Linked DNA regions of Mus musculus: all the other regions are linked to region 2. The links are chromatin loops, found by intact Hi-C in ENCODE. Cell type or tissue: heart. All regions are shown on one strand. Region 1 overlaps Wdr25 (WD repeat domain 25). Region 2 overlaps Wdr25 (WD repeat domain 25). Region 3 holds the start of Mir341 (microRNA 341).

Region 1 (8,000 bases), 91 kb before region 2:
AGGATCTTTCCATCAGTCTTGACTAGAGCCATTCGTTATTCCTGGAAGTTGTACTCTCCCACAGCCTACTATGTGCTTAGCACAATGGTAGGTTCTAGGAATATAGCAGCAGAGAGGCCAATTAATCCCTGCCTTGGGCAAGGCTCCCTTCTCCTGGGACCCTCCAGTTTACAGGCAAAGGGCTGTGGGGACAAAAGCCAGGCTGGAGGCCCACAAGGCCAAGAGCCACCATAACCTCACGTTGGGGCATGTGCCCCAGGGGACCTTGCACATGGCCCCAGAAGGGGTCAAGAAGCCAATTCAAGAAGTCAAAATGTCCCTTTAAACACTTAAGAAAGAAAGACTGTAGAACAAGCATGAAATATTGATGATCCGTGTCAAAGCAGCACCAGGGTGAGCTGAGCAAAAGTGAGCTGGCCTGTCAGAGCTGATATCAGCGGGAGAATCCTGGAGCGGGCGGATGTCGGAGGTTCAGAGGAGCAGAAGGGGCCTGCAGCAGAGACATAGCAAATCTGAATGCATCACAGCTGTCTTCTCAAGAGTAGAGCAGGAGTCAGATGCAAAGGCGCTCAGCCCCCTCTCTGCCCGGCATCAATGCACAGGAAGGGAAAGGAAGTGGGCCAGAATGCAGCTGCCTTAGTTCTGGAAGACACTCGTCCTAGATTCTCCAGGGCTGCTCTAGTTCCCAACCCAGACCTGCCTTGGTTGCTCAGCAACTTGCTGAGGCAGGGGTTCCATCGTCCATCCTTGCAAAAAGACAATCTGCTAAGTATGGGATATGACTTCTAAGCTTCCACTGGGACTTTCTTAACAAATCTTATAAAAACTAACTTGGGAGGGAAGGAGTTGCTTTGATGACTTTTTCTAACTTTTGCCTCAAAACACAATGACCTTGACGGTGAGTAGAATCATGGGACACAGTGTGGTGGGCCCAGATAGCTGGGTCTGTGTCTCAGTTTTCTGTCAACTCTAAGGCTCCCACACCATGCAGGGCTTAGAGCCAGGATATTATCCAGTCAGACTAGAAACCAGGAGGCTAGTAGCTGCTCTCCCACCAGAAGCAGGAGCTGGAGAGCCCAGTGTTAGCCAAGAACTAAAGCCTGGTTCACACAGTCCTTCACCTCACACAAGTTCTCCTTGGTGCCCACCCAGTCACCATTCTAAACTGCAAAGTGTCTGTCTTCATATCCCATTGTGGAAGAGTCCTTGTCCTCGACACTGACCCCAGAGCAGCCGCTAGCCAGGCCGCCTGGCCCTGCATACCTGCTCTGCTTCAGGCTCATTGGAAGATAAAGTGTAGAGCAGCAGAGATGACCGGACCTGGGAATGAAGAAGCCCACGGGTGTACCCGGAGGTCAGATGCTGCCACAGACCCCGAGGAAGACCACAGATGGTACAGATGCACTGAGAAGCAGGCCCACTGGGCTCACATGAGAGAAGTCGGTTCAGGAGGTTCAGAGGTCCTTCCAGGCTGGCTTCTCAAAGGTTTCCACTCCCATCTCCTCCTGCACGCTCTGGAGCCTGCTGACATGCAGAACCCACCACACGAGGCAAAATCTACATCCCAATGAGGGTTGTATCTCTTCTCCATGGGGCAAACTTGAGAGTCCTGCTCTGTCGACACCCTCCCTGTCTCCCCCTGCCACCCTGATGGGGTACTGCATCACAGCAGGTCTGCCTGGAAGGGGATGGGGGTGTACCTAAGAGAAGCACCCACAGCATCATGAAGGGCAGACTAAGGACACCTGAGTTCCAGACCACAGCCCTCTCAGAGCAGATGCCAAGGAGGAAGTAGTCACAGAACGTGGCCCCAGCAGCAGCCGGCCAGCCTGGTGTGGCTGGCTCATGTGGAGTTCATCCCGCACATGCCAGGAGCAAAGCCAGGCACTTTGCCACGATGAGGTGGACTCCAGTCAGCCAGCCATGGCACAGAGATAAGCCAAGAAACGGAGGAAGACAGCCAAGCAGCCCATTTCCCGTAATGAACTGGGCCTGCCTACACGAAGTCAGAATCCCAAAGTTTGACATTTTGTTGAGTTTACGAATTCAGAAAGCCTACTGGCTAGCATGGAGCACTGTTCATCAGACCCTGTGCCTGAAGCCCTCAGGTGAGGCTGCTGACCTGCAGTGGCCCAGCAATCATGGGCTTGAGACCCTTAATCCTGATGGCAGAAGCCTGCTCCTTGCCTGCAAAACACTGGCTTCCTTTGACTCAAAATTTGAGTTAATTAGCCTTGAGCTTGAGGACCCAAATCTCTTGCGTGGGAAAGCTCTGAGAGCAAAGATGCCACTGCTGCGCACTGCAGGACAGAGCAGACCTTAATTGTCCACTGAGAGAGAACAAGAAGAATGACCCAAACATTGCTAGCTGAGAACCATCTGGAAAAAAAAAATCCTCTGAGGAAGTAGTGTCTGTGGGAATGCATGGGCAGGGCCAGGGGCAAGGGCCACGTTGTTAGAGGCTCACAAAGATCAGGCTCAACAATGATCAGAGTCAGGCCTCTCTATACCCAGGGTCAGCCAGACTGCTTTGCATTTGAGGCTCCACAGGCTGCATATGTAGTCTCAACTCTGTCACTGTAGTACAAAAGTAGCCACACAGGGGACATAAATGAATGATTATGGCTGTGTTCAAATAAAACCTTATTTACAAAATAATAGGTGAGCTAAAGAAGCCCTTTTTTTTTTTCTGATTCCTTCTATATAGAAACCTACCAGATGCTGTTATGGACACAGGGACTAAGGCAGGAACAAGTGACAAGACACACTAAGGCAAAAGGATGGCACTGAACCCTCATAAGCTCCATTAAAACAGCAGCAGCAGCAGCAGGCAGCAGTAACAACAACACAGATTCAAGAAAAGTAAGAACAAACCGACTCTGTGTCAAAAAAAGGGACTAGGAGGAGCTGGGGAGCACGGGCAGCAAACAGCAAGCGTCACTCTGTCCCTCTGGCTGGCTAACTGGCCCCTCCCCTGAGTTGCCTGTCATAAGAAGACACACTGCTATTCCATGAGCACTCCTTTCCTAGGGAGTGACACGGGGAATCTCATCTTGACCGTGAGCCAAGGCCTGTGTCCCTCCGCCTCCAACTGTAGTGCCCACTGCAGCCTCACTGTGACAGTCAGGAAAGGACCACACTGCTGGCCATGCGAGGCTGAAGCCAGCTTGGCCTACTGCGGGCTTCAGCACCATGGACAGAGCCTCTGCAGGCGGGGCGATAGGCGGTGCTGTCAAAACAGGCAAATGCGTTGTCCCCGAGAACCCCACCGATGCAAACAGACCCAGTGTGTCCCACTCTGTGTGACCCCGTGTGGGAGGACTGTTGGTAAAGAGGAAGTGAAAACAAACAGTGCATAGATCCCTTCACCCACATTATTAGCTTGGGAGAGACTCGCAAACGTGCCGATAGCAACAGCAGCAACATCTGCTTCTAATTGCTTCTCCCCAGAACTCGTCAGCTGGCGTCTGCCCCGGGAGGAAAGCTGGTATTTTCAACAAACTCTTAAATCAGATGGCATCCATAGTGAGTAATTTCTTACGTGTTTAAACTTTGAGGCCAGAAACACAGAGTGTACCTTTGCAGAAGAGCTGGGCCATAAGGTGGTCCCACACCAAGGGTCTGCTTACAAGGTTTCTTTTGTGTGTTTTCAAGACAGGGTTTTTCTGTGTAGCCCTGGATGTCCTGGAACTCACTCTGTAGACCAGGCTGGTCTTGAATTCAGAGGTCCACGGGCCTCTGCTACCTGGGTGCTGGGATTAAAGGCGTGTGCCAACACACCAGGCCACAAGTTTTTGATTTACATATCACGATCAAATGTTTTCTTCTATTTATTATGTATTTGTGTCTTAAACAGAAAATGTTCCGGTGCTTTCAAAAATTCCACTATGCCCATTAGTTTATTTGTAATATTCCTCCTTCCCAACTATTTTTGCAAAAAAAGTTTCTTTTGCAAAAGCAAAGGGGTGTTTTGAAAGTGTATGGATCTATGCTGCCACTTAGGAAGTATCTCAAGAAAGAGACCCATCACATCCCCTGAGGCCAGGATCTCTGTAGGTTCTGCTCAGAAGCCCATGATCCTGGCACAGGCTGCACCACCTTCCTGGAATGCTAGCTTGGTACACAGTATGGACATGGATGTAGATAGATCCTGGCCATTGAAGACTCTGATGCATGTCCAGTCTCCCTAACTGACAAGGATGCCTTTGGGTGTGTCTCCCTAGTGCTGCAGAGCCAACAGCACGGGTCCCTTCATGATGAAATGCAAGAGGATACTCCCTGCTGCCCCATACCTCTTCCTTCCCTATCAGCTTCCATGCAAGTGGAACAGGGCACAGGAATGTCTCAGACTGTGCCTGTATGTGCCTAAGAAGGGACAGTAGCCTGGGGCCAACACCTCCTCCAGGAAGCCCTGTCATAACAAGCTGAAAGCATTGTGCCGCTCTCCAATGCACGTGTGCACACACAGAATGCTCTCTGCACCAGAGTGTCTATCTTCTGGAGAGTTCCAGGCAGAATCATCTTCTACATACAGTGAAGTACTCAACAAATCTTCCTGGTGATACTCTGCATAGACTTGTACCTGGGATGTTTTAATGTGTCACAACTCAAAATTACTCTCTAAAACCTCTAAAAATGATGCTTAGCCTCATTAAATATGAAGGCCAAACAGTTCTGCCTCAAATATAGAGGTATTGCCTTGTCCCTACTTATTGACCTTATGAAGGAAAATTCTCTCATAGAAAGGCTGGCCTGGCCTGCACTGAGTACACAGCTTAGTCAGTTAGAGTGCTTGCCCTGGCTGCATTCCTCCCTTAGCTCATTTCCAGAACCCATTGCAAAGGTCAGGGGAAGTGGCATGAGATCGCACTCTCACTGCTGGGGAGGCAGGTCGATCCCTGCAGTGCTCTGGCTAGCCAGCCTCCCCTCATCAGCAAGGCCCAGGTCCCAGTGAGCTATGTCTCAAAACACAACAGACAGCTCCTGAAGAACCCAAGACTGATCTCTGTTCTATATGTGTGTGCATGAAGACACACACACACACACACACACACACACACAGAGACACACAGACACACACACACTCCCCACACATGAAAGGACAGCCTGAGAAGAAGGGTGTCACCTTGCCAGTCCTCATGTCCCAAGCTTTGATTTCAGAGCTGAAGCCGCCACATAAAAAGACGTTGTGGTCTTTTGGATGAAATTTCAAGGTGGTGACTCTGAAGTCACTCTGACCACTAAACACTTGGGTTCCTGAAACACAGACAGACAAGAAAAAGTGAGAAAAATGTTCATGTCACAAGTATTTTAAAGGGGAAATGTTCACACGCCACCATGGCCCTATGCGGTCCAGTATAGACCCCCTAGAGACACAGGAGGGATGGCAGCTTGCTTCTACTTCCTGTCAAATCCACCAAGACTCAGGGCTAGATCCTAGAACTCTGCCTTTCCCACATTCTGTGAGAGTTGTTTGTATCATCTCATTTAAACCATACACCAACTAATCCCAACATGGCTGAGAGCAGGCTCAGGGAGGTTCAGAGAGTTTTTCAGGTCGCATAGGTGATACAGGAGATTGTTTACTCGGGAGTCTAGAATCTAAACCCAGAGTTGGTTGGCATTTATTCCAGGATCAGTCTTCCAATCCTTATAAAATTGAAGACAGATTTGTTACAGAGTGCAGCAGGTGTGGGTGACCTGACATGCTGGGCCACAAATGGCAGTGGCCCGCACAGCAGCCCAGCACAGAATGGACATCAGGAGTGGCTCACTGGGGTCTCGCTGGCTCTGCAGGACTTGAGACAGCCCTGGCCATTTTTCATATTATCATACACAGTTGTCAAGTCCCTGTGTACACTGTGGTAACTATCTGGCACACACAGACACATATGGTGTGGAAAACAGCTGTCACTACGGTTTCCTCGAGGCGAGTAATAGAAGCTTTAGAAGTGTCCATCATTCAAGGACAGTTAAAGCCAGCACTCCCCCCACTGCACAGTATGACTTGTGTACCCCACAACACTGGTGAGACTCTCATCTTTCACACGGCATTTGCCCAAACCCGCACCAAGAAATCAGACTAGCTCTGAGAGGCACCACACAGGGAAGCACCTGGGTCTGTCTCCTGACATGTCACTAGGGGCCAGGTTTACACACCAGGGACAGCACCTGCCACCTGCCAAAAACATGGAGGAGGCTTCCCTCAAAGAAAGCGTAAGGACTTTCTCAGCCAGAAGGGAAATCTTGAGTGCCTTTGGCTACCAGGGCTCCTCCACCGAATCAGGGAGGTGGCAAAGCAGAACACATGACGGTCAGGAAGACGCTTGCCATGCAAGCGTGAGGACCTGAGTTTGACCTCAAAGCCCACATAAAAAACGGGTTTTAGGCTTCTTCTTCTGGGTCAAAGCCATGGCGGTGGCAAATTCAAGTCCAGTCAATCCAGTGGTCTTCTCTGATGTCATTGGCGGCCAGATGAGGAAGTTGGTCCCATGAAGATCGAGCTCTTTGCAGACGTGATGCCTAAGACGGCAGAGAACTTTAGGCAATTCTGCACCAGAGAGTTCAGAAAAGATGGTGTTCTGATAGGATACAAAGAGAGCACCTTTCACAGGGTCATAAAGGATTTCATGATTCAGGGTGGAGACTTTGTTAGTGGCCGTGGTACTGGAGTTGCCAGTATTTACAGGGGTCCATTTGCAGATGAAAATTTTAAACTTAGACACTCAGCTCCAGACCTGCTTTCCATGGCAAACAGTGGTCCCAGTACAAATGGCTGCCAGTTCTTTATCACGTGTTCTAAGTGTGATTGGCTGGATGGAAAGCACGTGGTGTTTGGGAAAATCACTGATGGACTTGTAGTGACGAGGAAGATTGAGAATGTTCACAGGCCCCAACAATAACTAAGCCCAAACTGCCAGTGTGGGGAAATGTAATCTAGACAAGATGGAACCAGGTCCTCTGCTGTTTGGGTGTGACATTCTTCCTCGAGTCTGACAAGCTGGACTGGCCTCTGTTTGCTTCCCTGTCTCCACAGTATGCAATCTGGGACCTGGCAGTATCACAGATCAAAACCAATAATCCTGTTTAAATTTTGAACTGTAAATAAGGGATTTTTTTAAATGCAAAAAAACAAAAACAAAAACTGGGTTTGGTGGTGCATGCTTGCAACCCCAATACCAATAGGGAAGAGAAGTAGAGACAGCAGATCCCTAAAGCCCGCCTGCCAGACAGCGTCACCTAATCCCAGTGAGAGAGACCCCGTCTCACTAGCTTGACCACCAGCTTCCTGTGCCTGGACATAAGCAGGTACCTGCAAACACACAGCTGGTGTCAAAGACAGTGATGCAATGTCAGGACAGCGTGCTCTTGCCTAAGCCCTGCAAGGCTGTGTTTGTTCATTCTGGGCAGGAAGGACTCCCTGATGACTTCCTCTGTCTGCTGACCCCATGCACTGAGGAAGAACTCGGCCAGCTCCAGCTTGTCCGGTAAGGAAATGAAACTCATCAATCATGGCTTATGAGAGTCACGGAGGGATAGCTGCAATAGCCAGAGCCACAGTCGTCAAGCCTGCTCGTCCCCGTTCAGGACCTCGGCAGGCATCACTGTCATGAAGTGGTCTGTAGATTTGGGACAAAATGCACCAAGGTGCCAGCATCGCATCACCACGGGTTTTAAAGACTTCTTCTCTTTTTCGATTGTGTATTTCTGCGTGTGCTTGTTTGAGTGTATGCCATGGGCATGCAGGAACCAGCACAGGCCAGGAGAGAGAGGTGAGTTCCCTGTAGCTCTGTAGCTCTAGGCCTGACATGGGTGCTGGTCCTCTGAACTAACAGTATGTTCTTTTAACCACTGGACAAGCTCTGCAGTCCCATTGTCAGCATATTAAAAACAAACAAAAAAAAAAAACCAAAAAAACAAAAACAAAAATAGGATATCTTACAAAGTAAGGCAAAATAAAACAACCATTTTTAAATACATCTTAATATGCCACGTGTACT
Region 2 (8,000 bases):
CACTAGACTGTCTCAACTCCTAAGTGTGCCAATTTTGCAATCTGCATTTTTCAATTACATTAAAAGCATTTTTCCAAATTGCTCTATTCTCCCCTTAATGACACGGGATGAGATTGGCTGAGACGCGCTCCCCGAGGAGAGGGCCAGCACCTTCATGCCTGGCACCGCTTGCACATGAGCTGCCCTGGGTGCACAAAACTGGTCAAGTTCAACCACAAAGGCTCCCAGAAAGCAGAAAGCACACAGGGCTAGCCACTGCACTGCTTTCAGTCAGCTCATGTTGGTTCTGAGAGCCTCAAGCTCGTGAAGTAAAGGGAACCAGAAGCATCTCCAGTATTGGCCCTGAACTCATCTCGGCTTTCACTAGAGGGAAGAGGGCGTCAGAGACACTTCACCTCCCACGAAAAAGGAAGTTCCAGCCCAGAAGCTGCCAACTCTTCCCAGAGGCTCTGCAGCCTGGCTACTGACACCTAAGCCACCGCAGGACAACACGGGGACTCTCAACCTTCCCAGGAAGGTGAGAGGGAAGAGAGGGGCAAGCAGACTCCAGAACTGCGTGCCCCAGGGCACCTCCTGCTCTCCCTTGGTCTCCGCCACCTGAAGAAGGACCAGATGATCTCTCCATGTGCCGGCGTGTGTGCATGTTAACACACACACCAAATTCTCCCCTCGCCTTCACCTAATTACCCTCCATGCACTCACTGTTAATCATTCACTCCCCAAATACCAGACACCCACCACCACAACCCGCCCCTCCTACCCAGCTGCGCCTCTCATTTCCAACAGATCTGCCTCGTGCTCGGAATAAATTGCCAATCATCTGCATAATGCTCCCGAGCTCCTTCCTCCACGCACCAAATCACTTCTCAACCTCATTTCGTAAAAATCCATCAAGAGTAATTCTTTCAAAACTGAACTAAACCCTCGCTCTGGCACTTGGATCCATAAATTCCTTGTCTTTGAATGTGAAATATATCACTTTTTACAAAGCACATCCAAGATACCCTAATATAATCAGATCCACTAACAATGATAAATCAGCGAGATCCTGTAATATATAAAAATGCAAATCCAAGCCACCGTGGAAATCATCTCTGCTCCCCCTGCCCTTAACAAAGCCCAAGTAGTGAGGCTGAAGAGAGCCTGGGCCCATCTGGGAGAAAGCGCTGCTTTTCAACTGGGCATTTCCAGAGGTGGAGGAGGAACAGCTTGCCTGTTTGGCTCAGTCTCTGTAGCCTATTGCCCGCCCCATGTTGCCTGCTGTGTAACTGGGAACAAGTTTCAGCTCTGTGGTAAAGTGTGTTAAAAGCTGTGCCTAGCAGCATGTGGTGGACCCGGTGCAGCTGCTGACGCCCTGCTCCCTCATGTGCTCCTGGTCACCACAGGGCCGGTGATCAGCACAAGAAAGCACCAGCTGGGGTCACCTGCCTCCATCGCAGAGCCTTCAGCTACCTCCGAAGGCAGCTTGCCTGAGGGAGGCAGCATAGCTCCCTCCTGGGTCCCCTAAGAGGTTGCTTCCCCAGCGCTGCTGAGGCTTGACTTTGGACTCAAGCAACCGTCCACCATCCAGTGGCCAGTGTGAGCGCCTGGCAACTGGGCCGTCCTCAGCAGGACCTGGCGGATGCACAAAGCACTCCAAAGGACGACAAAGGCAGCTCAGTAGCATTGATCTCAGAAACTCCATGCATTTTAAAGGGATTTATCTCAGGAACACTGAGGATGAAACTCTTTAAAAATCCATATGTACAAAAACAGACTATGAAGAGATTCACAAAAGCAGAACTACATTAAGTCAGAAGACTCTAACTGAGGTGTTTTTTGCACATTTATGTTTTAACCAATCAATATGGGTACAAGGGGGGAAATTCTCGCTTATGCCAGGGACTGGACTAGATCATTTCTTCCCATATCTGTGGCAACAGTCCTCATTGATGGCCATTCTCTCTCCTTTACCGTGATACCTGGGGATCAGAGAGACCAAGTAATCGTATGCAAAGTCCCGGCAGCACTGAGCAGCAGTAGAGTCACGCACCAAAGGCCGGCCAGTGTAAGGTTCCATTTCCCACACACAGGCCTTCTGCCGGCCGACAGTGCAAAGCCCATCTTCACTACATTAAGCAGCAGAAAAGATGGCATTTATGCACAGTGTGATCACGGCAGGACTACTTGCTTTAAAATGGACTCCAGAAGCTACAGGAAACAGCACAGGAGAGACGAGGGAAAGTGTGAGGAAAGGGACAGTCAGAAAGCTGTTTGTGGACAGTTTTTCACTGGGGACTTTGTTTGGGGGAGCGGGGATGGAACCCCAGGTCCTCTGCCTGCAGGGCAGACATTCCACCTCTGAGCTATACACCCAGCCCCACAAACAATACAAAAGACAATCTGGTGGAGGGCAAGATAGCAATGACCAGCTGGCCAGTGTCAACATGCGGGATGCAGCAGCCAGACCGGGGCGGCCTAGAGATGCGCCATGACCAGGACAGTACAAGCACTGATGTCTCCTTCGCATCTCATTTATCTGAGTCAGTCAAGTTTCCCCAGTAAGCGTCAGTTTGGCTTTTTAAAAATATGTTACAGAAGCTTGCTATTTGTTATTGAAGAAAAATCTAGAATAAAGCAAATTAACAACACGCAGCTCACAAGCTTTATGTACAGACCTGCCTAAGTAAGAACTCGTCCCCACAGCAGGAAGCACGCTGGTGCAGCAGGGAGTCCCCTGGGGGGCCTGGTCCAGCCTCTGCATGGGCAGCCAGACAAGGCTGTCTGTTTGCCTTTTTCCCTCAGAAAAGGCATCAAAGGCTGAATTCCACCTTTACGTGCAGTGGGTGTTCAAACATGCAGAGCCCAGGGAGTTCACGGAGAAATGAAAAGAGAGCATAAAGGTGTCTGTGCTGGGACTACAGCCAGGAAAGCCTCGAGCTCACGGAGGAGGGCAGGAGGGTCACCGCCTGCGACAGCGGAGCAGCGCTTCAGGGCCTGTGACTCATTGTTTTATTTTACTTAATTGCTTTGGCTGTAAATTTTTCAAAACTAATATAAGCACATTTTACAGCTCACAGAACATTTAGAGCATATTAAAATACATATCTTTCCACCGTAATGTGCCTAGCTGAAATGTGTGCCTCCAAAGCCGAGCTTTAAGGCAACGAAAGACCGGCACTTGGCTCCTCACATCAGTCAGATGAACGGAGCTGGCTTGCTCCAGATCAGAGAAAAATCATCTCAGTAAATGTTACAAGGAGTCAAGGATTCTACCACATTCTAGAAGCTTGGATGGGCAAAAGATAGCAAGTCTTACTGTGCCCCCTAGAGGTGAGCAGGATTTTTGCATGTGCACACACAAACCCTCTTAAATCAAAGCAGTGAAATCCAAAAAATGTCTTTAAACCTTCATTGATCACTTAACAGGGACCAAATCTCATGCCAGATGCTACAAAGAATATAAAAATGGGTCTGGTGTGACTTCTGCATTCACAAAGCTTACCGCCTGTTGAACATCTCAGATACAGTAAGCCACCGCTGGCAGGGACGGGAGCAAAGCCCCAGCACCCTGAGTGACAGGAGCACATGCCAGGTCCCACCCAGTTGTTCACATCCTGAGTGCCAGCACCCAGGCCAGGAAGACCAAGCACACACATAATACCTCCACCTCACAGGAATACTGGGGCTTGGTTTATAACCACAGGCATCTCTGACATCAGGGAGGGAAAAGCAGCCACCACTCAGCAGGCCACATACCAACCTGCAGGCCTAGGGTAGGACTTCCAACCTCAGGTGCACACCTGAGCCCTCCATGCCCTAACCCATCTTCCCACCACAGCTTATTGGTTCCTACTACTCATTCTGCATTCCGAACTTACTGAGAGTCCCACTTACACAAAATGATTTTCCAAACAACCCTAATCACTAAAACTATGAGACATCTTATTAAAGCCTCTGCTCGGGTTCCAGCTTGATAGTCACCCCTGGCTTATAGAAACCTGAATTTTCATAAAGATCAGGAGACTCTGCTCCTAGCATGCATGGTCAGTACTGACAACAACTCAACTATAGCAAGTGTCTTTGCCCGAAGCCATCCTTTGGATGTACTGGGGAACTAGACAGGGGCGTAGAGCACTCCCTCAAGCTTCCTGGCAGCCAAGGAGTCTCACACTAGCATCACCACCTCCGGCCCACACGCCTCCTGGGACAGGCCACACATCAGCATCCCACACACAGCCCTAAACGCAGGCTTCTCGTCATCCCAGGCAGCCCAACTGCGACCTCTTCTGGCCGTGAAGTGTCACACCAGTCCTGGCACACTTTTCTTCACCACACCCAGAGCCAAGGTGCCAACTCACTCTTTCTTAAAAAACAACATGGAGCATAGTGGCACTTGCCTTTCTCTTAGCACTCTGAAGGAAGAGAGAGGCAGGTCTTTATGGGGTCGTGACTAGCTTGATCTTCATAATGAATAACAAGGCAGCCAGGGCTACCTAGTGAGATACTATCCTAAAGAAAACAATCTTTGGGGTGAGCAAAATGGCTTATCAAGTAAAGGCACTTGCCACTGAGCCCAATCCCCAACAGTGACATAGTGGAAGAAGAACTGGCACCCCCCAAAGTTGTCCTCTGACCTCCACACATGTACCATAGCACACATGTGTCCCCCAAACACACATATAAAAAGTAAACAATTTTTAAAAATAAAGTCATCATGGTCAACCTGAAAAGTGCTTGCTTTACAAGCAGGAGGACAGGAATTCAACTCCCAAAACTCATGTGAAAAGGCTAGGCACAGTCATATAATCCTGGAACCCCAGCTTTGGGGAAACAGGCAGGCAGATCCTGGGATATGCCAGCTGGCCAACCTAGTCTATCTTAAAAAGAACAACTGAGGAACAATATCCAAAGCTGCCCTCTGTCCTCCACCTACAAACACACACACACACACACACACACACGTACTCTCACACACACGTACACATACACGTACTCTCACACACACACACATACTCACTCACACACACATACAATATCATCATGGGGTTAGGAATAGCTCAGTGATAGAGGGTTCACTTTTACACACAAGGTCCTGAACTCAAGCCCCCAGCAAAAACAAAAACAAACAAACAGCAGAAGGATACTCATAGTATGTCTTCAGGAAACTGAAGCCTCTTGTCAGTAATGATGACCCAGGGTGGGCAAGCTGCTCAGTTCTACCAATGGGGCCTTCAGGTAAAGAGCAGCTCCACTGGGCTCAGGTCTAGCTCTTCCCATCAGTGCACAGGGAGTTGGCAGGAGGCACTCACGAGGAGACACCTGACCTCTCCATGAGGCAGCATCATAGGTTAAAGACATGATCACCACGGCAACCTCTCCCACCTTCTTGCTCAATAGTCCCCCACATCTGCCAGGCTGCCCTCCCCTCTCTAGTGGCCAAGAGAAAGGACTGTATAACCTATTCTAGAACTACAGCTAAGTTCCCACGAGGAGCCATGAGCTCACTTGATACTGTAGACACAGAATATGTAGGTATTCGTGCTATTAGAGAACCTTCAGGCCTTCCTTGCCAAGGGCATTAAGCATCAGGAAAGCCTACCTACTGTAAAGCAAACCCCTCCACCCTGTGAGCATTGCCCCACCATTAGTCCTGAGGGGCTGGAGAAGGAACCCAGGCAACATCCAGGCTCATCTAGAAGGCAGGGACCTCTACATTCAAACATTGGACAGTGCACAGGGAACTGTGGGAAGAGGGAAGGCTAAGTATGAACACAGCTTGGGGGGGGGGGTGTCCCGACAGGAAAGACATGACCCATCTGGCTCGACGTAGCTCTTGCTCCTGGCACACTGCCCAACCTAAGACCACAGAATAGATAAACACTCTTCATCGGCCCTGTTCTGAGCTGGGTCTTGACTGTTCAGTAGAAACTGGCCAAGCAAGAAGCAAAGGGAAAGGAACCTGAAGACCGGACAGAGGAGGAAATAATTTCAGCAATCAGGTGAGCTCAAAGTCAGGGTGTCCTGTGTACTCCAGAGCCAGCCAGACACTGCTAGGAGCCTGGGCCCAACTGAAACCCTCAGACAGGCCTCTGGGCATCAGGCTCTCAAAACTCTGGGTCAGTCCAGGATTGCCATGAGCCACCCAGACCACTGAACGTCCCTCACATAGATTACACAGCCCAACACCACAGAAGCACCAAAGCCTGGCTCAAAGAATTGAAGAGAACATATCAGCCTTGCTAGAGCCAAACAGGAGTCTCTGCATGGTCTGTAAATGTCTGTCTACACCCACAGACCTAGCTCACTTCTAAGCATTTGGGTCTTCTCTTCCCACCAAAATGCCTTCTGGTACTGGTAGGTTGGGGCTCAAAACATAGTTGTCAGAGGACAACTTTGGCTGCTTTTCTTTTTTTTTTTTTTAATTTTATTTATTTCTGTTTCACAATTTCTATTTCACATGCATTGATGTTTTGCTTGCATATATTGTCTGTCTGTCTGGAAGTATCAGATCCACTAGAACTGGAGCTAAAGACAGCTGTGATCGGTCATGTGTCTGCTGGGAATTGAACCTTTTAGTCCTGGTCTGGGCTTACTTTGTAGACCAGGCTGGCCTCAAGCTCACAGAGATCCTCCTGCCTCAGTGTTTTTAGCCCCTGATCTGCTGAGCCATCACTCCAGCCCCTAGCTGTTGTTCTTCAGTTATGCTAGATTGCTTTATGTCAACTTGACACAAGCAGAGTCATTTGAAAGGAGGGAACCTCAACAGAGAAAATCCTCCATAAGGTCAAGCTGTAAGTATCATTGGAGGCATTTTCTTAACTAGTGACTGATGGTGGAGGCCAAGTCCATAGCCTGCATCATCTGCTGCCTCCAGGTTCCTGCCCTGTCTTCCTCTGATGACGGACTACTATGTAGAAGTATAAGCCAAATAACCCTTTCCTCCCCAACTTGCTTTTGGTATTTCATCAAAGCAAAAGTAATTCTAACTAGGACAGGCACCAGCCTTGTTTTTTAAGACTGAGTCTCTCACAGAGCCTGTATTTCACCAATACAGGTGAGCTAACCTGGCTGACCAGAGAACCTGAAGGACCCACCTCTTTCCACCTACCTAGACTAGGTTTACAAGTAGGCACCCATCTTTTTGTGAGGAGGGGTTGAGACAGGGTTTCTCTGTGTAACAAGCTCTAGTTGTTCTGGACTTGCTTTGTAGACCAGGCTGGCCTCAAGTTCACAGAGATCCCCTTGCCTCTGCCTCCTGAGTTCTGGGTAAAGGTATGCACCACCAGGCCCTGCTTACCCACCCGCCCTTCATGTGTATTCTGAGAATCAAGTGCTTGTGATCACAAGAACTTTACTAAATGAACCACCTCCCCAGCCTACACTACATGCTTTTGAAAACACATTTCTCAAGTGATCATGTGACACAGGTATAAGTGTCCCTTTCAAAGACAAGATATCAGACTCAGAGGGAGACCCACTTAGGCCAGAGGCCAGCTACCCTGTACAGGCTGTGGGAAGCCATTCTCTTCCAAGGAGAAGTAAGAAGAGGCATCACAGCTTATTAGCAAAAGATTAAGAGAGGCAGTATTCAGGGCCGGGAGCACTGGGGAAGATGTGATTTTACTACAGCCCCTATAGCTTATTTGCTCCATACATCTCAGGCTTATTTATTCTGCTGGCTATAAGTTGCAGTTACAAGCTGCAGTTAAATTTATTGCATGGTGGTACATATCTTTCATCCCAGCACTTATAGAAAGCAGAGGCAGGCAGATCTCTTTACCTTTGAGGCAAGTCTGGTCTACATAGTGAGTTCCAGGCCAGTCAGGGCTAGCCACACAATGAGAGCCTGTCAAAAAACAAACAAACAAACAAACAAACAAACTGTATCCCACTGAAAACAGATGTCTAATTTCTCTGACCTCACAGGCAATAGAACATCTAACTCTTCTACATCTCTTTTCTCTCTCTCTCTCTCTCTCTCTCTCTCTCTCTCTCTCTCTTTCTCTCTCTCTCTCTCA
Region 3 (8,000 bases), 710 kb before region 2:
CTTCACTCTTCCCTTGGGTTTCCTGGGCTCCTGGCCACTTCGCACTGCCTGCAAGCCCTCTCCTTCATCTTTCATTCCTCACTTTGGAAAGCAGACACTGGACAGCTCCGACCCTCAGCCACTCGCCCGCCGCAGCTCCTGCTGCACTGCAGCACAGTCTCTGTGGGAGAGGTGCAGCCTGAAGCCACCCGGGACACTGTCGCCCCCCGCCCGCCCGCCTGCCCGCCCGCCCGCCCGCCCGCCCGCCTGCCTGCCTGCGTCCTCTGCATCTGCTGCAATTAAAAGCGCTGCCGCAGAAATCCAAAGCGTAGGTCCCTCTTCGTGTCTCCCCCCTCCTCATTTGGGAACGCAAAAACTGTAGCCCAGGCAGCCCCCTTGTGGCACTTGGGGGCGCCACAGACTCTTGGCTGCTGTTTAAAGATTTCAGACCATTTCCACTGCACCGTGAGTTGGCACAAATCTTAAGTGGCCCAACTTCTATCGGATGCAGAACTCTGCTTTCTGCTCCTTTTTAAGAGTCCCCTCTCCACTCCTCTATCCCCATCCACATCTCCCTCTGAAGGAAGGGAAGTTGCCAGAGTTATCCTGTTGAATACAGCTCTGACAAGCAGACAGGTGTCTGGCAACCGTAGCAATAACCAGGAAAGTTTCTGGGAGAAGGCTGTCTCTTTGAAGGATGTTTGGTTCCCCTCTCTTATCACACAGGAATGGGATTGTCTCTCAGAAGGTTCAGTTTCCATTTCTCTCTCACAGATGGCAACTTGAGATGAGAGGAAGGTCAGGGTCTAAGTTTGTGTTTGAGGAGGTGGTCGGGGGCTCTCCCACCATAAAGGGGTCAGTATAGGGCACATCCCTAGTGTGAGGGGCTTGCCTTAGGAGGTCTCTGTTCCCAGCTTTAAGCCCCAGATGCTCAGAGGTGACACTTTTCATCGAAAAGTTCACCAGAGCCCTGGAAAATTCTGAGCACTCTAGACTGCAGTCAATACACAGAGACCCTAGCCCCCCACTAACTCTATTTATAATTTAATTACAGATGAATAGGGCCCTCTCTGCATCAGGTTAATAATGTCATTTTCATAAGCCTCCGCTAATAGGTAGGTGCCTACACCTAATTTTGACCCTGCCCTTCAAAGGGATTGGGCCACAAAATAGCTGAGATCTCAAGGACTTCTGGGAGGTGCTTATAACTAGTCAATCCATCCTTTGCCCACCCACACCACTCGGCACAGCCTTGCTAGGCAGTCTTCAGCAGCAGGGTGTGGTGGGGAGCCTCGGAGAGCCTTGGGTTTCATCCTGGCCCAACCTCACACCAGCTGGGAGACTGTGAGTATTGGACTTCTTTGCTTTTCTGTGCCATGGTGTCTTCACCAATCCAATGGAGATCATGAGACTTTTCCTCTTTGTGAAATTTCCCATGTGAGTTCTGGACAGACAGCCCACCCAGCTCAGGGCTTCAACTAGGGTGACTTGAATCCCGACTGCCATCACCCACCCTGATTGCATTGGTGTGTGGCAAAGTATTTCCTGTTTGTTTTCTCATAAGAATGATTGCAGTTCGAAGACAGGAAGCCGACTGACCGACCGACCGATCGACCGACCGACTGACTGACAGACCGAGCGATCGGCCGACCGGCCAACTGACATCATCATTTTAACCCTAACCTCACCCTAGTGATCTAGGAGGTAAGAGTGTTGCAGTGTCTGGTGTGAATGAGTGGAGAGTTAGCCATTTCCCAGAGGCTATACCATGCCCTAAGCATGCTGCCTCCTTATCTTAGCTGTCACTTCAAGGGAGAGACAGGGAAGGAATATCTCTGTATGTGTCTCTCTGCTTTATAAACCCAAATGCTTGTTATAAACCATGCAAATGCTAGTAAATGCAGATGTGGGCTCTGCAGGGCTTTCTGCTGCCTGCCACATCTCCCACATCTCCTGTGAGTTCCTCAGGCTAAGAGCTGCCTCCGGGCTGGCTTGATTTGTGTGATTAAGCCTGCAGAGGGGACTCTGCCAGGAGATGTTGTAGCGTGTATGCAGCATGGAGCTTTGAAAAGCCAGACTGTTGTCTCTCTTATGACACTTGTTACATGTCACCCTCCTCCTGGATCCCACTGGCGACTCCACGAGCGTTTATAAAGTGTCTGGTGGAGGCTAAGCTACTCTCATCTGCTTCAGTCCTCACTTCAAGCCGGTGAGAGAAAAACTCTCATCTTCATTTCACAGGGAAAGCCCGAGACTCTGAAAACTAAAGGGAATTGTGTGGCCTCACGGCTACAGAGGGAGAGTCAAGCTTAGCTGTGCAGCTTGAGAGCCCCCTGGCTCTACTGCAGCTGCTCTTGTAGCTCCCACTTCTGCAGGTCAAACGGAGCTGGCCAGGCAGCCACTGCTCAGTCAGGAAAAAGAAAAAAAAATAGAAAACAGGGGGCTTTGCATTCAGAGGCTTCTCCCTAGCAACTGGTGAAGGGGCAGAGAGACAGAGAGAGAGAGAGAGAGAGGGAGAGAGGGTCTCAGAGCTGATTAAGAGCTAGAGACAGAGCAGCTGCCCCCCCTCCCCTAAGGGGAGCACCACGCCCTCCCCTGGGCTGCTGGAAGAACAGCAGGGCAAAAGGCTCAGTAACCAATGGCAAGAGAGCATAGGAGAAGCACCCCCAGACAGGTGGAAGAGGCCCCAAATTTATTCTCAGGGTGGGTGGGGGTTTTGCTATTGACGACAGCACAGAGAGGACCCTGAAGAGAGGGAGCTTGCCTCCTCTAAAGACCTGAGGGCCGAGACATAAGCAGGCTGCTGTTGGAGCTGCGGAGGCTGATGTAAAAGACAGGGGAGGGCTGAGAGGAGCGTCTCAGTACGTGAGCCCCCAAGCAAGCGGCTGGGGAGAGAGAGCTCACTGCTACTGGAGGCACCCGAGCAGAGAGGCAGGCCGGTAGGTGATGGGGAAGCTGCAGCAGGTTTCTCTAGCTGGCTAGCAGCCCAAAGGGACAGGCTTTTGAGAAGCAGCCCCAGTGCCCAGTCGGGAGCCAACAAGTGGGGCTGGCTGGAGGGTACCTGGCAGGGGTCAGGACAAGGATGGGTGGCCTTTGCCGTGACCCTCACCAGAGGTTAAATGGCAATGGCACCCTGATTGGTAGCGTAGTACCACTGAGGCACTGAGGGAGAAGCACTGTGATTGGGGGAGAGTGCTTTGGGAGAGTGGGGGTTGGTGGGAGCTGTCCAACTCCTCCTTAAGGGAGGGCCAGCTGGAGCAGCTAAGAGTCTTCTCTGGCTGATTTCAGGAGTGCTAGCCTGAATCATCTGTAAGGTAACAGTCTGGTAAAGTGGGTGGGGGGCATAGAAAAAGGGTCTGTCTGGTTGAGGTATCAGCTGGTCATAGAAAAAGCAGGCTACTTTTCTGGAGGCTAGATGCTAGCCACAGAGTCAGAGGGCTGCATGACCTGAATAGGGTGGGAGGCTTGGAAAAGCACCCTACCTAGTGGGAAGACTCAGGAGCCTGGGCACTGATGGCTGTGGCTGAAATGCTAGCCTATTAATGGGGGTTTCACTGGGGGCTTTTAGCAGATATACCCCTCAACCAGACACACCTGTGCTGTGTAGTTTCTATGGGAGACTCTTGTCATTGCTCCTGGGCTTGTACTCAGTATATGTGGAGTATGTGTGAGTGTGTACTTTCAGGGGCCAGCTGTGAAGGTGGCTGGGGTTTCTTGTCTATGAAATAATCAGGATGACCTGACCTGATGAAGCCTTGAGAAGGGCATATCCCAATGGAGAAAAAATATCTCCAAAACGGCAGGAAAGGAAATGCTAATGATAGAATTGTTTGAGAAAAGTTCCCCTGGTTTCTGCCTGTGACTGTCCAGTTCTTGACAACAGGATCTGGGGGCCTCAAGGTCGGTCGGCTGCTCTGACCCGCCAAGTGGGGGCAGCATCGTGTTGCAGGTCAGAGAGCCAGTGTCCACAAGATTGCCTGGCTGCTTCTGGGTTAAGGTTGCTGGGGAGGCAGCCTGGACCCCCAGAGCTTTGGCGTTTGGGTGGTTTTATTGCTGGTGCTGTTGTGATGTTGTTTTGTGATTAAAGGATTTGTTGAGAGCTCTGGATGTGGGCATTTGACATTTGGCAATGTGACAATCATACGTGTCACTAACCTTGCTGTTTTTATGTGGGGAGAGGGTCCAGGGGGCCCAGCGTGTGTGTGTGTATGTGTGTGTGCACGTGCTTGCATGCACAAGTGCGTTGACACACACTCTCACAGGTTTGTGATTAAATATTTCTGGTTAAAGGTGACTGAAGACCCTGCCGGGCTCAGATTGGATTCCCTGTGAATTTGGAAAGCCACCCAAAGTCCAGCCCAGGAGCTGGGGTCACAGGGCAGCAAGCCCTTTAGCCCCTGCTGGGAAGGGAGGGAACACTCCACCTCTGATAACTCCTGTTGCTCAAGGCAGGGGATGAAATACAGGCTTGAGGGAGTTGAGAAATGGGTTTCTGTGGCAGGGTCGCACATGGAGGAACCATCTGCCTGACCAGTGAAGAAAGAAAACATTGAAGAGAGAGAGAGAGAGGCGCCTTTGTGCAGGCAAACAAGGAGGGTCCCTTCTGTGTAAGGGGCGACAGGCAAGTTGCACTTCCCCTGAACGCACAGCACACAGACGGCTTAGTGAGTCAGGCCAGGCGTTTCTGTACCACTGAGCAGCTAAGCTTTCTGGGGGTCATCTGGAGACCACCCCCACTATTTCTCGGGAGTCATTCATGCTGAAGGCAGTGAAATAAGAGCCTCTAAATGCTTCCTGTGCGCAATCTGATTTCTTTTATTTATTTATATGAAAATAAGATTCACTCCCTACCAAATTACAGGGGAACCCAATTAAAAGCAGTAGGGTAGCTGGGCCGACCCCCAGGCGTTTGAGGAAGAACAGGGGTACCTTGGGAGGGTCTAAAAGGGGTCAGGGCTTGGGTAGGGGAGCCGGGGGCGTTATTCATCCTGGAGGCTTTTTGTTTTGCGTCTGTCAGTCATGTTCTCTGAAAAGGCAGAGCTGCCTTGAAGAGGGAGGGAATGGGTGGTACCTGGCTGGGCTGGGCTGGGTCGGGTCGCGCCGGGCTGGGCCAGGCTGGGTTGGGCTGGGCTAGGGAAGCTTGGATTTTACTGAGTACCCTGCCTGTGTTCCTATGCCAGATGACTTATATGAGTTATTTTTCTCAGAGACATCTCAATGGGCCTGTGTGAGAGATTCTGGATTTTTAAAGAAAAATGAAAGGAAGGAACCAAAACACAGAGACACTCCTGGGCTACCTAAGGACACACAGCTAGAGACCATGCAGTATCTGGATGGGAGTTAAGATGGCTACTTATGATTGACAAGCCTACTCCCACACTAAAAAGGAAAGGGTACCGACGCCATCTCACCCTACACACACATGCCACGTCCTTTGACCCTAGAGGCAAGGCCGACTCAAAGACACAAATGTCCACTCTCAGACCTGTATGTTTTATAACTGATTTGTCACAGCTCTTTCCCTATCCTGTATCCTGGGACGAGAGGGCAAGGAGCAAGCTGAGAGATTATAGTCACATTGTAAAATTAATCACAACTATGAGGTGCATGTGTGTACAGGTGTGTGCACAGGAGTGTGTCATTCCATGTGTAGTATTACGGCGATATGCAGACTCACCAGCAACACGCAGCAGGCGACATGGCCCTCTGCTTAGAGGGGCGGTCTCCGAAGTAAGTGTCGGGAAAACACAAAAGGGTCTTCTGGAAGGGGCAAAAGAACATGGTGATTAACCTCTGACCCATTTTGTTAATTACACTGGGCGGGGAGGGGGGACAGGGGGAATAGCCTTAGAATAGGAAATCCTATAAGCAAGGCATTGCAGTTCAAGACCATGGACTGGGAAATTTTGGACACAGGGTGGGGCACACGCCTAACTATGGGGGTGCTATCAGGAGATGGGTGTCAAGCTTATTCTTCAGCTTAAGCACAGTGTGTCCAGTGGGGGGAAAGGCGTGGGGTGGGGAGTATTAGGAGGGTACAAGCCGTTGAACACCGGACTTTTGTATCAGGCTTTTTTCCTTTCCCCTTGGACTTAATCCCAGAAGCTCTGGGAAGTCAGCGAAAGGGCTAGAAGGCTACACGGGAGCAAACTGGTATTTTAGAAAGATTTCTCAGTGAAAACAAATCTGTGCAAACCATTTACTCAGCTAGCCCACCGCTAAGGGGCTGGGATAAACAGAGGGATGTGTTCACCAGGCTAGCTACCAGAATGTTCTCTGTGGTGCCATCAGCAATGGCATAAAATGAAAACAGCTTAGCTCTCTTTAATCGGCCATCAGTTGAGCTGGATCACATTAATTAAAATGTGGGTGTGTGTGGTGTGCCCTCCTCGCTGATCCTTGCAGAGAACACTTTTATGGATGTATTTATGGTTTTATTTTTTAAATACCATATTGAACAAACAGGAACCCTGACCTGCCCTGATGAGAAGGATGTTCACCAGGCTTCTATCTGCACGCACTCTCCAGGAAGGGAACAGGACAGCTGGCATTTTCAATAACAGAACAGGGTGTTGCATACGTACACCGGAATATTAAACAGCTCTTAAAAAGAGGGAAATGCGCAAACCTATTGTCTTTTAATGGACGTCTGGATTTTACAATGGACCAGATTAATCATGATCTTTTGTTCCAAGACAGTTTCCCATCGTTGGTCCGAGGCACAGTGCCTTTCATTCCGCTAACGTATGCATTCATATATTCATTTGTAATAATGTCATAAGGGCTCGGGAGCTCTCTCCCCAGATCCAAGGCACTCAGCAATTACTTACACCTGCCAGGATAAAGGACCCCAGATTTCAGGGTGGCAGTAAGATGCTTAAATCACCTCCCGTGTATACAGAATCCGAGGTGCTGGGTGTCATCAGAAAGGCAATGGATCTTTGTTATGGCCAAGCAATTCTGGAGGGGAGGAAAACAAGCTGATACAAAATGCTAAAGGAAGAACGCTAGCTCTGAAACAGCCTCCGCACGAAAGAAAAAAAGTCAGGGACTCTGGAAAGGTGTGTTTATAGAGGTGTGCAAATGTACAGAAAAATGCAGGAGCCCAGGAGGACCACAGCAGCTAAATTGAGGAGGGGGCTATAGATGAGGGAGGGGCTCAGTCCTACAACCACATGGACTTTTACCAACCACCAAATTAATTAGCAGTACTTTTGCTGTACAATTACAATAAATATTTTGCATGGGGTTTTTTTTTTAATGGCTCTTTGTTATGGTTGTTGTTTATTCTTTTGGAGGATTTTACTGGCCAAACAACAAACAAACAAACAAATAAACAAGCAAAGGGAATAATCAAAAAACAAATTCGATTAAAGTTGTGGGTGCCCAAAACAAATTCTCAGCACAAAGGGACTCAAAAGGGGAGTCAAGGTTTATATTTTTTTCTCTTCCTTTTTTTTTTTTTTTAAATTTAATTTTTATTTTCTGTGCTTCTGCGCTGACGCCGCAGTCCGCTCAGCCTGTCAGTGACATGCAGCTAGCAGGTGTGAGCCTAGGCTGTGATTTCACTTCCAATCCGACCCTCAACGTCTGCAATGTACCCATGGGGGAACATTTTCCTCTTTGGTCCTTAAGAGGCCCAGAAAGCTAATGCGCTGGCCCGTGTTCTAGGGGATTAGCTGTATGGAATGGGAACTCCAGGGGAATGTGACTTGAGATAGATGCTGGCACAGGGGACACGGTCCTCTAGAGAAATAAACACAGAAGTGGTATGTGTCTCAACTGTGCAGCCTGCTTGCTGGTAACGAGCCGAGGCCATGCTACGTGCCCTGACAGCTTGACTCTTGAGCAACCCACACTATTACTGTGTACCTTCAGGGTCTAACGCAGAGGGTCCTGGCATCAGCATCACTAAATCATCCAAGTAGCGCACTGCACACTGGACTCCTCAGAAGACCCCTTTCTCTTCAAGGTACCCCAAGTCTGGCTTGCATCCTGAGCTTCAGACCTAGCTAGTGAGT

The links. Hi-C counts contacts between places; a loop is a spot of excess contacts. Peaks named below come from ENCODE experiments on the same cell type or tissue, not always from the same donor. Only the 100,000 strongest peaks of a DNase experiment are listed, where the experiment ranks them.
Region 1: a loop joins it to region 2, with 2.3 times the contacts of the local background. A loop is called at or near these places in 2 of 42 quality-filtered maps.
Region 3: it touches region 2 in a loop (3-fold over the local background); 9 of 42 quality-filtered maps call a loop at or near these places.

What each region holds. Positions count from the first base shown.
Region 1 is chr12:108,990,063-108,998,062 of GRCm38, reverse strand. Wdr25 (WD repeat domain 25) reads right to left here. Exons shown (of 7, transcript NM_177602.3): 4 at 5,126-5,256. It also overlaps the pseudogene Gm18405. Among named protein-coding and RNA genes, the nearest start is that of Gm52002, 51 kb to the left of the region's middle. In heart, a CTCF peak has its summit at 1,648; DNase peaks (open chromatin) are centred at 3,182 and 7,452; H3K4me3 peaks cover 323 bases.
Region 2 is chr12:108,899,367-108,907,366 of GRCm38, reverse strand. All of the region lies in intron 2 of Wdr25 (WD repeat domain 25), which reads right to left. Among named protein-coding and RNA genes, the nearest start is that of Wdr25, 9.1 kb to the right of the region's middle. In heart, CTCF peaks have their summits at 3,315 (motif pointing left) and 4,273 (motif pointing left); a DNase peak (open chromatin) is centred at 4,206; H3K27me3 peaks cover 1,141 bases.
Region 3 is chr12:109,605,153-109,613,152 of GRCm38, reverse strand. Rian (RNA imprinted and accumulated in nucleus) reads right to left here. Exons shown (of 21, transcript NR_028261.1): 2 at 6,812-6,939. It overlaps Mir341 (microRNA 341), which reads right to left and starts at 1,653; the gene lies at 1,558-1,653. It overlaps Mir1188 (microRNA 1188), which reads right to left and starts at 1,331; the gene lies at 1,212-1,331. In heart, a CTCF peak has its summit at 3,900; no DNase peak of the experiment used is centred here; H3K4me3 peaks cover 568 bases; H3K27ac peaks cover 416 bases.